Linked DNA regions of Homo sapiens: region 1 is linked to region 2. Evidence: read pairs that join two places in POLR2A ChIA-PET (ENCODE). Cell type or tissue: K562. All regions are shown on one strand. Links, peaks and the distances in the headings refer to the core of each region. The heading gives the core; the rest is flanking DNA.

Region 1 (5,383 bases), core at 213-5,212, 150 kb after region 2:
TGAAAAATCAGTATTCAATTTTTTTGCCCTTTTCCACATGTTCTAAAGTATTCAATTTTTTAAAACCAAAAATAGCTATCCATATAAAAATTTAATCCCTAACAACAATAGCACCTTACATTGGCCTACTGTTTTATAATTTTCAAAGTGTTTTCATGAACGTTATCTTATTTAGACTAATGTTAATATAGGGTCTCACAGCTTAGGCACTAAAAACATTTATTTGGTGATGAGAAAGTGGCCAAAATCAAAACATTATCTTGATAAAGATTGTATAAAGACTAGTCTGATATTTATTCTCTACTCTTACAGTTAATTAGTTCTTTTTAAATGGTTAGTCAAACTCTTGCTACAAGTTAAGTCCATTTCTGAGTCTTTTCTGAGACGGATAAAGACAGCTGTCTAACAATTAGACTCATAATAACTCTTCATATATTTTACTGATATATCTACTTATACCTTTTTCCTCTTCTTGAGATTAAAGATTTTATTTATTTTCCTCCTTGGTACTATTGTGTATGCTTCTTAATTTTTTTTTTTTTTAGTGGCGCGATCTCGGCTCACTGCAAGCTCCACCTCCTGGGTTCACGCTATTCTCCTGCCTCAACCTCCCGCGTAGCTGGGATTACAGGCACCTGCCACCACACCTGGCTAATTTTTTGTATTTTTAGTAGAGATGGGGTTTCACCGTGTTAGCCAGTATGGTCTCGAACTCCTGACCTAGTGATCCGCCCGCCTCGGCCTCCCAAAGTGCTGGGATTACAGGCGTGAGCCACCGCGCCTGGCGCTTCTTAAATAAATTTTTATTATCTCTAGATACTTTGCCCTAAAATGTGAAAATTGAAACCAAACAACATTCTAATGCAATAATGTTAATCACTCCATAGCAGAGATGACTCACTGTCTCACACATGGGTGGCAACATTCACCGCAGAGCACATGAAAAAAAATCCATGTCTGCTGTAATTAGCTAATTAAAATAAATACAGTAATCCCCTGCTTCAAAAATATGCCAGCTAATTATTCAAGAATTGTCACTTAATATAAAGTCAGTTATTCAAATAATCAGCTATATGTTTACAATATCAACTACAATAAGCAAACAAACATTATTTCTAATTCAGTGGTAAGGAAGGGTACCGCTTACCTCACTGATCTAGAGCTCCTCAGGCAGTTAAGGCCCCACACTAACAATCAAAAAGTTAATCTAACATTAAATAAAACCTGCCACTTTATTCCTCACTTGCTGCCCCAGCTATTGGAGTTCCTCACTCACCTGTGCGATCTGTATGGGCTGAGACAGGGGGATCTGCGTCATGGGCGTGGCAGCAGAGGCGGAGATGGTGGCTCCAGCAGCACTGTGCTGCTGGCTGGCGGAGTGCTGCTGCACTGCAGCAGCCAGCAGCTGTGCCTGTGCCTGTGCCTGCTGGAGTAGTAACTGTTGCTGGGCAGGCGTCAAAGTAAGCTAAACAAAACCAGAACACATTATGGGAAAGTGTTGAAGGAGAAAGTCTCCTAATGCAAGCCAACTGCTTTAAAATAGGTAACTCAAATGATATCAGTCCCCAGCTACCCAACTTCACTTGCTTAGCAGACAGCTAAAATGTTCATCAGTGATCAAACTACCATTACTAGCAGAACATTTAAATTAAAATGGTGGTCCCCACTATGGACTTAATCATTCAAGCTTGTCCAGGGCCCTAGGGTTTGGGCAAAAAAGTAATTAACTAGTAAGCAAGAAAAAAAAAAAAGAATCACCACTGACAAGATATGAAAATACATTTACACACAACCAAACAGCAAGTGATTAGTCAGATGAATGAGGAACAAGGATGCTGGATATAACCAAGGAAAGAACTGATAAGGCCCAGCTGCTTCCCATTAGCATGAATCCCTGCCATATTCCATCATTTCCATTAAGTCCAAAGATATGACTAAAGAATATGAGCTCCATTTGTTTCTTTTCCAAGTCTCCCTACAGGCCCCTCCCTAACACAATCTTTTCTGTTATTGAAAGCACTGAGTCTCTGCAACTTTACATCTCCTTTCCAACACATTATCTCTATGAAACAGGTGGTGATAGCCGTTCTCTTTACATGCAAATGAACCCTAATGCCCAGGTTTAACAGAAGCTCCAGCCAAAGGAACCTAGAATCCCAACTCCCTCTTACTATTGTAGACACTAGTCACCAAAAACAAGACCCAAATAGTAAAGTAGGAAATGTATTTAGAGCATATTTAAAGTTGTTTTCATAATGCAACTTATTTCAAACACACTTAAAGTAGTAAATGTGTTCTACTTTTCTTTTGGTGACAAGTTCTGATTGATCAAACAAGATGGAACCATAATTTTCTGAAGTATATGTACAGTCACTTAGTGCCACAACCTCCTCTAAAAGAATCAAACACAATTTGTGCATTAGAAACATAAGGCTCAAAACCAAACCATTCAAAAACTCAATACCCTTCAAGGGATATGTGTGTATATAAAGTATAGATATATTTTTAATTTTTACATAATATATATATACATACATCTCTACTCATGGGATTTTGTGAACAATTTTGCAACAGTTCTTAAAACAGTTGTCCACTGACAAAACACACTTAACTGGGAAAAAAAGAAAGAAAGAAAGAAAGAAAACAAAAAACCCTAGGAAATTCTTGGGAGTTAATGTGATGTGAATTGAATAAAAACTATTCCTTACCATTGCCCTAAACCAACCCCCACAAAGATAATTTAATACACAAATTTTCAACATTGGAAAAATATTTTGAATGGTGCCTTAGAGAAAAGACAGCTGAAAACTTAAAAGCTTAATATAGCCAAACAGGCCAATTTATTAACCATAAAAAATAAATGACAGAACGTCTCAGCCTTTTGGCTAAGATCAAGTACAAAAATAAACAATATTTGTTGAATGCTACATGCCAAGCACCGTTCTATAAGTTTTACATGTATTATCTCCAATCTTTACAACAGTAATGTGAGATAGGTATTATTAGTATCTCCATTTAACAGAAGGAAAACAGGTAGAGGGAAATGAAGTAATTAGGCCATACGGTAAGTTGCAGAGCTAGGATATGAAGCCACATGCTTTATTTTAGATCATTACACAGTAACTTAAAGAAAAATGTTTTTCTTTTGCAGGTACTAATCCATTCTTTAACTTCTACCCTGCAGTGATGTCTTAATGCCAAATGGATAACTGCCATTTTCAGTGTAATGATCTCAACCATATGATAATTACTCCATTGCATGATGAAGCAACACCTGAAACAGGGGTTTAATAAGGTTTTTAATTTATCCAGAGCATCCACAATTCTAATAAAAGATATCCTGAAAACTTACGACAAAGATAATTCCTTTTTCAGAGCAACTTACTACCTACAGTGTAGGAAGTTCCTTAAAGACACAATAGTGCCAGGCATAGCCATGTTACTACCAGCTATGGTGAACAATTCTAATCAGCTATTGGCCAATGGCAGTTCTGACACAGAAAAAGTTTGTTATAATTCTCTCAGTGAACACTTACCCCAGTTATCTGTCCTCCAGCTAGCATAAGCTGGGTCTGGGGAATGGCTGCCTGCACTGAAGGCTGCTGGGAAGGCTGGCTTGGCTGCTGCGAATCCCCCGATTCTTCATTAGATTTAGACTGAGGTGGGGTGGGTAGGAAATAAAAGATTGCAAATGGTTGATTAAAAGAAATGTACTTAAAACCCCATCTTTTAGGAATCATTTAAAACATGAGCTTATTCAGTCATGAGTTCTGGTTTACCTCCTTTCTTTTATTTGTATTTTCCTAGTTTCACATACCAAGTTTTTAAACTTGTTAATTCTAATGCCAGCAAAGCTGCTATTACAATTTTTAAAAATAAAGTCATCCCCCACAAATTTATAGATTTTTTTCATAGCCCCCAATTCCTCAACTCTAGAAATAGGGGGTAAAGGGAAGAATATATTTTCAATTCACCTCTACATTAGACCTTCCAAACCAATATTTTAACATACACCTGGTGGTCAGTCTGAAACTTCTCCATATACCATCTCAGAGAATGATCACTTGATCCACAGAACTTTCCACCTAATATTTTACAGAACGGTAAATCTAGCAACTCCCATCAACTAACACACAAGCTCAGAGAGAAAATGCTGCAGTCAAGAGAGAGGGGCACGAAGAGAAAATTTTACGGTAATTAAAACTGGTTATGCAAAGCATTAAAATTCTGCATAGATTTGCATATTTCTCACCACCTGTTTTGGGGACTGCAGCAAGGCTAATTAACATAAATGCTCTGATTAATTCTGCCAGTCATTGAGAGATAATTACAGTGCAGGACTGTAAACATTCTGCACTGGAGATACAGCCTGTTTGCCAACATCTCTCTAAGGGATGAAAGTTTACCATGGCAACCAAGGCAATTTTCCGCCTCCTCTCCCTCAGAAAGTAAGGTCACATTATCTCTTTTTCTTTTCTCTCCTTGTTCCTACGTGTTACTAGGTCCATATTCAACTGGGTTTCATGAAATGCTCAACCCAAGGTCTTTAGTCATTAGCAACACTGAAATCAATCTTCCATAATACTGTCTTTCCCTCTTGACTGCTAGTTACCTAAACACTATAATGAAAGGAACCAGCAGGTTGATAGAAATATTAAGAGGGCAATGTCTAACACTTGAACTTTGCATGTTGTGCCATATGGTTCAAAGAAGGAAAGTGGCCAGATTTAAGTTTTAAGATTTTGATTGTCTATCCACCAACATCTACAAACAGGTTTAATTACAATTATTAGAAGCCTAACATTTTAGGATGGAGAGGAACCCTGGCAATCTTATAAATGTCCCCACTTAAGTACAGATGAGAAAAACTGAACCCAAGGAGGTTATGTGACTTGCCAAAGGTCACACAGCTAGTCAGTGGCAGAATGAGAATGCAAACCTAAGACCCTTGTGTCTCAGTCCAGTGTTCTTTCCTCTTCCCTATAAGGTCTCCCTAAGACATCAAAAATGATAAATAACAAGTCTTTTGGAAACAAACTGGCATTTAAGAGAACTTTCAGGCTGTGTGTTTAGGTATGTGTTATAGCAGTATAACTTAGAAACATTTTTACTGAACTTACACATACAACTTTGAAAGTAGACTTTTCCTGTCCATTTTTGGTTCATGCACAGTAGCATAATATAAAACTGATTTTCATTAATGGTAATAATTATCATTATTTGAATCTTCACGAGATTCACTAATTTTGAAAAGGTAATACTTCTAAGCATTTCCTATTATAAAATATATGCTCACTACAGAAAAATATAAGAAAAAATAAATAAAAGATTGACCCATAATCCCAGGTCCCAGCTTACCTGTACATTTAAAGACTGAGCAGCA
Region 2 (5,383 bases), core at 217-5,216:
CTGGGATGGATCCAAGAAGGAGAAACAAACAAGGGTTATGTCCAGGTCTTGTTTCATTCTGTTAAGATTTAAAGTCCGGGGAGAAAGCAGCTGATTGACATTACCTGATAGCCTCATCAAGCGATTATAATCGGCCGGCACGGTGGCTCACGCCTGTAATCCCAGCACTTTGGGAGGCCAAGGCAGGCAGATCACCTGAAGTCAGGAGTTCGAGACCAGCCTGACCAATATGATGAAACCCCGTCTCTACTAAAAATATAAAAATTAGCTGGGAGTGGTGGCAGGCACCTGTAATCCCAGCTACTCAGGAGGCTGAGGCAGAGAATTGCTTGAACCTGGGAGGTGGAGATTGCAGTGAGCCGAGATTGCACCACTGCACTCCAGCCTGGGCGACAGAGAGAGATTCCATTAAAAAAAAAAAAAAAGAGATTATAATCGTGGAGAATAGTTGACTCTTCAAAGCAAAATTGATACTATTGCTAGAAGATGGGGGTCTTGATGCCAGGCCTACAAAAACATCCCTGCATTAATATGTTCTTCCCCTAATCAGTTACAATGGCGAGGAAGACAGAATACTCTAATGGAGCAGGTTTAGTCATGTGACCATCCCTGAGCGCAGACAGGCTAGGGGTTAGCTCCACTTGTACTGCATGGTCTGGCCAGGGTTAATATGGGGGTTGGGGGGAGGAAGGGATGCTGGGTGTAAATATAAGCATATAATGTCTATTATGGCATCCCGTTTACTGAGAATCAGAGCACTTCAGTTGCAGTCTGGACTCTGAAACTAGCTAATTCTATATCTTCAGTAAGTCATGTTACCTTTCTGGGTCTCAATTCTCTCATTTACTAAATAAAGGTTAGATTAATGATTTCCAGTCCCCATCTAACTGGGACAATGGTCTGTGACTCAGTATTTAACACAAAGGTATAAATAACTGATAAGGCTTTATATATCTCTCAAGGGCATTTGCTTCTGAATGGAAGAAAAGTGTTTAGTCAGTGGTGTGCTGGGGCATACAGAATGAACTTTCATGTATAATGTCTGCCCCCACCACAGCCAATTTCAAGTTACCAATGATTTAACAACCAACTGGGAAAATTCCTGAAAATTTAACAGTTGGCTCTCATGTGCTGATATCAGCCAGCTCCCACACACCATTATTATAATTTTAGCCAAAAGAGTGACTCTCTAAGCATGTATTTTTGGGTGGATATTAGTAGGTGAGTGGAGAGGGTGTGTTTTAGGGATCAGAAATCCACTGAAATTACATTCTATATGCAGTCATATCCTGGGCCACACTCAAAGTCAGCCAAATTCAGCTCAGATAAAGACTGGTGCTGGGCGTGGTGGCTCACACCTGTAATCCCAGCGCTTTGGAAGGCTGAGGCAGGTCGATCACTGGAGCTCAAGAGTTCAAGACCAGCCCAGGCAACATGGTGAAACCATGTCTTTACAAAAAATACAGCAGAAAAAGTTAGCTGGGTGTTGCAGTACACACCTGTGATCCTAGCTACTCAGGAAGCTGAGGTGGAAGGATCGTTTGAGCCCAGGAGGTCGAGGCTGCAGTGAGCTGTGATCATGCCACTGCACTCCAGCCTGGGGTGACAGAGTAAGACCCTGTCTCAAAAAAAAAAAAAAAAAAAAAAAAAAAAAGGACCAGCAGTTACTGATATGTCAGTTTCCTCAGCCTCTACTCCCAGCCGGTGGGGGCTCCTTTAGGCTCTTTAGGCTCTGCCCTCTCCTCCAGCTTTGGTCAGACATGAAAGAGTCATGGAGCCCAAGGAGTCCATCAGAGCCATAAGATGTGGATCTGTGTGCAGGTGGTGGTGGGAGGGGGCCATGCTTGGCCCAAATGTAGCATCTTAGAAGGCAGATTCTACCTGGGATTGTCACTAAAGGGATGCTTGGCCCTTTCTGCAAACCCATTCCCCTCATTCCCCTCTCGATAACAGTAGTTGGGGTCATGCCCCCTCATTCCTTCAGTAAATTTTAACGGAGCACCTTTTATGTTCCAGGCACTGCATTCAGTTCTGGCCATTCAAATTGCCTAAGACATGGTCTCTAACCCCGGGGACTGAACTTCCCAGAGAGCATTTAAATTTTGTTTCCTGCTGCTCTCTACCCCATCTGGTTTTCGGGTCAGGAATGGTCTGGTCTCTCTCTCTCTCTCTTTCTTTCTCTCTCTCTCTCTCTCAAATTAAATACCAACTATGTACTGGACACTAAAGATTACAAAATGAATAAAACTCCGTCCATGCTCTTGAAGAGCTTGGATTATCATTGTGTGAACATCTGTGTAAACAAATAACCAAGGCAAAAAGTGACAAGTGTTTTTTAACACAGCACTAAACAATATGCGATGGACATAGCTAATAGGTTTAGTAGGTGTGAGCCAGGCTTCACAGTGAAGGGATATTTACACCTTGTCCGAGACCAAGCTCCTGGGTTGGGGAAAGGAGAGAAGGGCCTTCAGGCAAAAGGATTCCTGTGAGCCAAGGCTTGCGGTCACAAAAGGAGGGGCTCATACACAGGCTATGACTGGGGAAACCTCGGGTTGAGGCTGAAGAGACAAGGCTCCACCGAGGTGTTTGGCTGGGATCCTGCCAGCAGAAATGCACTTTGTGAGGGAATAGCCTGTGTGGGCCTCCAGCTGCTTGCCAGCCCTGGACCAGTCAGCTGAAGGGAGGCACAGGGCCTGGGTCAACATGCTGGGGTCTCAAGGGCTAGGGAAGTGCTTCCCCTCACAGGGGTCTTGGGAGAGGCTGTCTCTGGACACCCCAAGGGACAGAGACCAATCCTCTTTTTTGTGCTGTTTTCTCTGATGATCAGGAGCCAGGGAATTGCGAGGCTCAGTGCCGAGTCCCTGTTGCCTAGAAGGAGCTGTTGTAGAGAAAGAACCCCAGGGAAATCTGAATCCTGGGAGGGCCCCTTGGGAGCAAGTGGTTGTGGGAAGAGACCCAGCTCACCTGAAGCACGTTGGCGCCTCAGAACAACCTCTCCTCTAGGTGCAGACAAAGCTTTCCCACTAAATTCTGATGAATCGACCCAAAGAGCAAAAAGGGGTATTTATTGGCTCCTGTGACTGACAAGGGGGCAAAATGGGAACCATCCTTCTCTTCCTGTCTCTGGGCTCTGCTTCCCTCTTGTTGGCCTCATCCCGTCAGGCTCTCTCCCGGTGGGAAATAGACGGCCTCCACTGCTGCAGGCTGCACTACCCCACGGTCACCATTCTCTACGGGAAAATGGTGCCCCTTTCCCTGGAGTTCCAGCAAGAATCTTGAAAATGGCTCTCATGGGCCCTCCCTGAGCCGGTCTTTGTAGACAGAAGGATATGATGCCTGATTGGCTGTCACAGGGTCCATGCCCACACCGGGAGCCAGCCAGCGGCATACATCCCACTCCGTTGAGGGAATATGCGCTCCCCTCCAAGGGAAACGAGGTTGCTTCCAAAAAAGGGAGGGGAAAGATGCTGGACAAGTTAAAATAATTACTTCACCAGCATTACTTATTTGGAGAATTATGAGAATTTATTTAGCACCAGCATCTTCCTCTTACCACATGGCTGCTTATATTCTGCTTGGCCCTACACTTTAAATTGTTCCTGCTTGTAGCTGTAGCCATTTGGCTTCCATCAGTTCAGTCCCAGTCCTGAGCCCCAGTCCCTTCCCCCATACCTTGTCTTTACATTTTCTTTACGCTACCCAATTTTCCAGTCAGCCCCTCAATGGCAGGGGCCCTTCTCTGTAATGACAATGACAACTTTTCCAGCTAAAATCTCCATTCACCAGCTTCTGGGTTTCCCTTACTGTGCTCTTCCTGAGAGGAAGTTGGGGCATCCTCCTACATAGTATTGGACTTCCTGCCATCCTGAATGTTACCAGCCACCCTCCTACTCATTCATCCATCTAGCCACTCACTCACTGAGTCGCCCAACCATCCATCCATCCAACCATGCATGCATGCATCTATCCATCTATCCATCTACCCACCCACCAAAATATATCAGGAAGCAGGGATTCAATCATGAGGAAGAGCCAGAGCTTCCACCATGAGAAACTCACAGCTGCAGGTCATCATGTTCTATCCAGCTTCCTCTCAGCTCCAGCTCTGGGCCTTGCCTGTGTGCCCCTCTGCAAAGCGTGAGCCTCGTTCTAGTTGCCAACCCCATCCCACTGCACACACCAGGGCAAGGCTGGCTGTCGTGGACAGTCATTGTTCTATATATGCCCAGAATCCTTTCCCCTCATTTCTTCTATTACGAATGATTCTGCTAAGGCTGTAAACCAGAGTTTTCCAGCTCCAATCTCGTCTTGACCCCCTGGAAGCACTGGTTTATCCAAAAAGTGGGCATATGGCCCAAGGTGGGCCAATTAGGGCAATTCCTGAGATTGATATGGGGATATTGAGTATTTTGTTATCATTTGGTATGTCACAATCCTCCCAAACTCAGTGGCTTAGAACGACAACCGTTTTAGTTCATGATTCTGTCGGCCAGCAACTTAGGCTGGACTCAGGCAGTGCTTTGTCCGGTCTCATCTGGTGTCACCCACGTGGCTGCAGTCCTCTGTTGGTTCAGCTGGGTCTGGATGATGTAAGAGAGCCTTACTTGTCTGGAAGTCAGCGCTGGCTGTCAGCTGTGCCACGTGTCTCCAGCGGGTTAATACAGGCTTCTTAGTGTGGAGACTGGATTCCCAAAGCGATAAGAAATATGGCAAGTTCCAATGTGCAAATGCTATATAAGTCTTTGAGTTTTTTAAGATGAGAGAAATAACATGCTTGTATACAGATAGGAATGATCCAATTTAGAGGAAAATACTGACATGCAGGAGAGAAAAAAGAGAATATCTGGGGCAATTTCCTTGGGAAGCAAAGGAAGACGGAACCCAGTGGAGAAGCTGATAGCAATCTGATATGTATTCATTGTAATTTTAATTTCGATTTTTTCCTACTATGAGTGATTTTGGTAATCTTTCATTCATTTGACAGCTATGTGTTACTTTTTTTTCCCATGAACTCTCTGTTCAAGTCCTTTTCTCATTTTTTTAACGTTGTTTTAGACTCCCGTCAGCTTGAACATTTCACGAGGGCAAGGATTTTGTCTATTTAACTCCCAGTTATATCTTCAGTGTATAGTACCATGCTTGGCACCTGGTGGACACTTGAAAATTATTTGCTAAAACTGAATAATGTTTAGGTGCTCTTTATGTATTAAGGAACTAAGCCCTTTGTCACAGTGCTGCAAGTACCTTTCTTAGTTTGTGGTTTGAAATCTGTTACAACAGATTAATTCAGATTTTGTAGAATTTCCTGTAAGTAGAATCTTTCAATATGTACTCTTTTTGCCTGGCCTCTTTCACTCAGTATATTGATTTTGAGATTCAG

What was found. Peaks named below come from ENCODE experiments on the same cell type or tissue, not always from the same donor. Only the 100,000 strongest peaks of a DNase experiment are listed, where the experiment ranks them.
Region 1: POLR2A ChIA-PET joins it to region 2 with 5 read pairs; 3 of 35 experiments call an interaction of 5 or more read pairs at or near these places.

What each region holds. Positions count from the first base shown.
Region 1 is chr1:167,370,190-167,375,572 of GRCh38, reverse strand. It overlaps POU2F1 (POU class 2 homeobox 1), which reads right to left. Exons shown (of 16, transcript NM_002697.4): 4 at 5,359-5,383; 5 at 3,537-3,656; 6 at 1,277-1,465. Among named protein-coding and RNA genes, the nearest start is that of CD247, 150 kb to the left of the region's middle. In K562, for the core only: no CTCF peak of the experiment used is centred there; no DNase peak of the experiment used is centred there.
Region 2 is chr1:167,524,049-167,529,431 of GRCh38, reverse strand. It overlaps the pseudogene AKR1D1P1. Among named protein-coding and RNA genes, the nearest start is that of CD247, 8.2 kb to the right of the region's middle. In K562, for the core only: no CTCF peak of the experiment used is centred there; DNase peaks (open chromatin) are centred at 2,541 and 4,571.